Regions from separate parts of the Mus musculus genome. Here region 1 is linked to region 2. The links are chromatin loops, found by intact Hi-C in ENCODE. Cell type or tissue: left cerebral cortex. All regions are shown on one strand.

Region 1 (2,500 bases), 130 kb after region 2:
TCTCTCTCTCTCTCTCTCTCTCTCCTTTTCCCCTTCTCTCCTCTTGGCCACGGCTGGTCTCTCTCTCTTTATATCTCCTCTCTTTTCCCCTGCCTTTCTACAATAAAGCTCTAAAACCATAGACTGTCTCTGCTCATCAAGACCCAGACTAAGGACTTGGCCTGTGTGGGAACCACCCAGCACCCCTCCTCTTTCCCCCTGCCCCCTCTTCCTATATCTCCAGGGCCTAGTGCTGCCCCGGGGCCCCTATTCTGTTCTCAGCTCCTCCGCCGCATCCAGCGAGAACCTGGTACTGGGGGCTGCCCCTTATCCACCCCCTCAGGTGTGAGGTCAGTGGCTTCACACAACCAGATGCCCACCCGGGGCTGCGTGGAAAGGCTCTCTCCCTCCCCTCTCTCCCCCTACACCCACGGCCCCACACATGAATATTGCCTGAGTGAATGGATAAAACTATGTCAGGCTGATAGATGCTGATCAGGGTGGAAGGATGTTCTTCCTGCCTGGGTGGGAGGACCTTAGGGATTTTCATCTGCTCTTCAGGTCTCAGGCTAGTCTCCCAGGTCTCAGGCTAGTCCCCCTGATGAGGAAAAGCCACAGCCACTTTGCCAGGACCACAGAGTCAAACAGAGCAAGAACCTCACCACCTCCTGGGCAGGTGGAGCCCCCCTGGCTTCAGGCTTCTCACATCTCCACATGCCCCTGCCTCATGTAAGAAGGCTCTCCTCACTAAGGCTCAGAAATAGAAAGCTTTATATAAACCTAGGAAAGGCAAAGAACTGCTGCCGTGCCACATGAAGGAGGAGGGCCCACTCAGTCACTGCCCTTAAAAAACCAGAGGCTGGCTGGAGAGATGGCTCAGAGGTTAATTGCACTGACTGCTCTTCCAGTGGTCCTGAGTTCCATTCCCAGCAAAGACATGGCCATCTAGAATGAGATCTGGTGCCCTCTGCTGGCCTACAGGCATACATGTAGGCCGAAGACTGTATATTTAATCAAGGGCAGGCATGGTGGCATAGACCTGTAGTTCCTGGTACTCAGGGGGCAGAGTGAGGAGGTCATGAATTCCAGACCATCCTAGGCTAGGAGAGTGGCGGTGGTGGTTGGGGGAGCCTTCCTGCATGCACTAGAGAGCGTGCTAAGTGTGGTGGTGTGACACTGGGCACTGACTTCTGTTGTCCTGCAGGGAGTTGACACTGGGAATGTGCAAATGCCAGTAGGTCCTCCCCCTTCATCTGCCTGACTATGCGGAGCTTGGAGGAGCAGCAGACAGCGATTCGCTCTGCCGCTGCTCTGTGGACTTGACTTCCTGCCTTGCCCTGGCACACTCGCTGCATTGGCACCCGGTGGCGGGCAGGGAGTCGGGTGCGCTGCACCCTGCCTGCTTAGGCTTCTGGCTGAGTGCTGAGAAACTGAAGGCAATGGGTTGGGAAAAGTCCTGGGATTCTTGTGCCCATGAGCAGTGGTCTGTGACACGCCAGTCCTCCGTGTAACCCCACCTCCACTCCGCATGGACTCTCCTCCAGCCTGCTGCTTTGCAGGCCCTGGTGTGTCTAATCTTTCCTCTCCCAGGGTGGCCCACTTGGCCAGTTCTTCCATTTCCACTCATGCTACGGGGTGATTCCAAGGCGTACTCCAGCCGTCCTGGCCTCTAGGACATTAGAGAGAAGAGCAATATTGCCCAAAGTTGCCCTCTGGCTGGCCTGGGGTCAGCACCTGTCCCTTTTCCACTCTGATCACCACTACCATAAGCCATACTGTCAAGGTGTTAGCTCCTCTCAGCCTGCTGTGACCACCTTGAGTGGTGTCAGAAGCTGTGTTCCTGTTCCTGGAAGTGACTCCCAGTTGCAATCCTGAGGGACACTGGGTAACTACCAGCAGTGTGCCCTGAGGCTTTCTGCAGCGAGTTAGTTGGAGTTTCTGCTTTGTGTCTGTAGCTCCTGGAGTCTAAAGAGGTTATATATTTTTCTTTATGGTTTCTGTCTTTCAGACTTTTGTTGCACTTTGAGACAGCTCTTTATGGGTGGCTCTGGCTGGCCTGGAGCTCAGTAGAAGCTGAGAATGGTCTTGAACTTGGAATGAAACTCCTGCCTCTGCCCCTTGAGCATCAGGATCACAGGCTGCCCTGTGCTATCATGCTGGGTGTGCTTGGTTGTGTGTGCATGCGAGCTCCCTTGCCCCCCAAAGCCCAGGCTGGTTAGGAACTCATCTTCCACCTGCTTCAGCCTCCTGAGTGCCAGAGACTACAGGCGTGTGCCATTGTGCCGGGCCTGTCTTTTAGGGTAGAGACTTAGTGCCCCCCGTTGTGTGGCAACGTTCTTTGTGTTTCCTAGAACTACCTAGAGCTTTGAGTGCCCGAGCCTCAGTGAGGAGAGCCTTCTTACATGAGGCAGGGACATGTGGAGATGTGAGAAGCCTGAGGCCAGCAGGCTCCACCTGCCCAGGAGGTGGTGAGGCTCTTGCTCAGTTTGACTCTGGTCCTGGCAGAGTGGCTGTGGCCTTT
Region 2 (2,500 bases):
CTGACCAACTTTGCCCTTTTCCTGACTACTGACGGCGCAAGTCAGCGATGGCCAAAGGTAGAGTGTGGGGAACCAAATTCTCCCAACAGAAAAGGGTTGTTCAAGGAAGAGAGGACAGGATGAAAGGAAACAAACAGCAACTGAAGCATGGTCAGGGTTTTTTCTCACTCAACCACAACCAGCACTGATGCCAGAAGCCAGCAGCACTCCCAGAGGAAAGAAACTGCAACAAAGTCTGAAGGAGGTGGTCAGGAACTGTGAGAGGACAGAGTTCTCAGTGGCTTACAGCTAAGGAAGAGCCAAACCCCTGAAGAAGGGCTTCATCAGAGTCAGCCTTGCTAGAGAAGGAAGTGTCAGTGGGCAGTATCTGGGAGAGGGGACCTCTTTCATTACCAACGCCAGCTCTTTCAGAGGTCACGATGCCAACACACAGCCCGTCTCTGAATACAGTTGCTGCTGACAGGAGCCGCTTCGGGACCTGATAATGGCTCTGCAGGTAAGCTTGGATGTTCGGGAGCGGGGCCTGGGGCACCAGGGGCACTTTGTACTGGCTGAAGGTGGAGGGGATATAGCAGTGCTCCCGGGCAGCATCACAGAGTATCACCAACTGGTAGTCTTCACGGTGCGCTCGTGTGCACAGGCTCTGGAAGAACTCCTCTGCCTGGCAGCCCACTTCATAGCTCAGCTGGTCTGCAAACAGCAAGCTGTAGACCTTGTGCCCCTGGGAGCCCGAAGTGAGGCAGCGCCGCAGGAGTAGTTCCACTTCCTCAATTGTGGTCGCTGGGGTGCAGAGCAACACCTCATCAAAGGTGGGCAGGGGCTGCCTGGGGGCCTGCATGTAGATGGCCAGTGCAGCTGGCAACACCTCCGAGTGGCCACACAAGATCAGGTTAGGCTGGCCAGCCTGCAGGCCTTTGGGGAGTGGCCGCTCCACAGGAGTGCCACCCATCGTGGCCAGATGAGCAAGGCATCTACCCAGGGCATCCAGGTCCAGACAGTGTGGCAGGAAGGCACTCATGTACACGAGGGATTGCATCATAATAACCTGAAGCTTGCCCATTAGGCTGGGCTCAGAAAGCAGCTGCTGGGGCAACTTTTTCATAACCTCCCGCAGGCAGTATCTGTCAGCCTTGCTTTCACAGGCACTGGTAGCTTGTACGAGGTCCTGGACAGTGCATTTGCCTTTAATGAAGGATAGCATCATGAGGGCAGCTTCACTAGGTCTGGGTTTCCTGAGCTCACTGCTTAGGTAGACCAGCTGCTCAGCTGTGTAGAAGTTGAGGTAAAAGTGTTCAGCTCTCTTCTGGGCGACCACTGTTTTCCAGTTATCTAGGAAGTCCTCCATCTGCCTGCAGAGGGCTCCCAGGAGCTGTATGACATCTCCCTTCTCTGTCAGCTGGCTCAGCAGCTCCAAGCCAAAGTTCATGAAGATGCCCCCGTCAGGGCAACAGTAGACCTTAGCAGTCCAAGTCCTGAACAGCATGTTGCCCGCGCAGTGCAGTTTTATGAAGACATGTACAAGCCGCTGCATGTTGCTGAAGACCTGGGGGAAAGGGAACCATGAGGCCAAAGCACACGCCTGTGGGGAAGACACACTACCCTACACACACCTGCCTGCTATTAAGCCTTTGGAGTGGTAAAGGGCTTAGGCTAGCTCACTTTTCACAGAAATCTGCCTAATAGTCATCACACCACAGCCTCTCCATAGTTATTCGATCGGCTTAACAAGGAGCACCCATCGCCTTTTTGCCTTTTTCTTTTTCTCTTTTTGTTTTTTTTGTTTTTTTTTTTTTTTTTTTTTGAGACAGGGTCTCAGTACGTATCCCTAGATATCCTAGAATTCACTAGGGAACCAGACTGGCCTTGAACTTATAAAGATTCCTCCTGCCTCTGCCTCTCAAATGCTGAGACTAAAGATGTGTGCCACCATGTCCAGGGAAAGACAAAGGATGTCAATGTAAAGACTGTATGGGTATGTGTGTGTTTGTATGTAAAGGCATGGTCTCGTATTTCCAGACTGGCCTCAAATTCAAGACCCTCCTACCTCAACAGGAGTATGGAGGCAGTGAGGTGATTGTTTCTAAGAATATCTGTTGGCCATCTCTTCTCCACAGCTGGTCACAGTTCCTCCTGAGGCTCCTGAGGAGGACCTGCTGCTCATAGGGTCTACCCTACTTCAGATATGTCTCTGGCGTTGTGAATCGGGGTACTACATCCTGCAGACCCATGGCAGAGCTGTGTTGACCAAAAGCCTACACAGACCCTTTCCATAGCTCAGTAACAAAAGTGACTGGCCTAGCTTGACGCCAAAGTGGCCCCTGTGGGCAGCAGCACAAACCTATCTGCTCACCTCTGAAAACTTCTCCACTTCTGTATTGCTGTTGTGGTCTTTCTTTCCAGACATGAGCATCAGCTTATTTAAAAGTTCCTTCAGTTCCTCTGTGGAGTAGGTGCGCAATGCCTCGGGGTAACCATGGCCATCAGGGAGGAGGAGGCGGAG

What was found. A loop is a pair of places that touch in the nucleus more often than their neighbours do. Peaks named below come from ENCODE experiments on the same cell type or tissue, not always from the same donor. Only the 100,000 strongest peaks of a DNase experiment are listed, where the experiment ranks them.
Region 1: a loop joins it to region 2, with 2.1 times the contacts of the local background. A loop is called at or near these places in 2 of 42 quality-filtered maps.

The regions. Positions count from the first base shown.
Region 1 is chr11:119,303,964-119,306,463 of GRCm38, reverse strand. No RefSeq gene overlaps it. Among named protein-coding and RNA genes, the nearest start is that of Card14, 2.6 kb to the left of the region's middle. In left cerebral cortex, a CTCF peak has its summit at 942 (motif pointing left); a DNase peak (open chromatin) is centred at 928.
Region 2 is chr11:119,434,954-119,437,453 of GRCm38, reverse strand. Rnf213 (ring finger protein 213) reads right to left here. Exons shown (of 68, transcript NM_001040005.3): 25 at 2,351-2,500; 26 at 394-1,543. Among named protein-coding and RNA genes, the nearest start is that of Mir1932, 46 kb to the right of the region's middle. In left cerebral cortex, a CTCF peak has its summit at 1,356 (motif pointing right); a DNase peak (open chromatin) is centred at 1,349.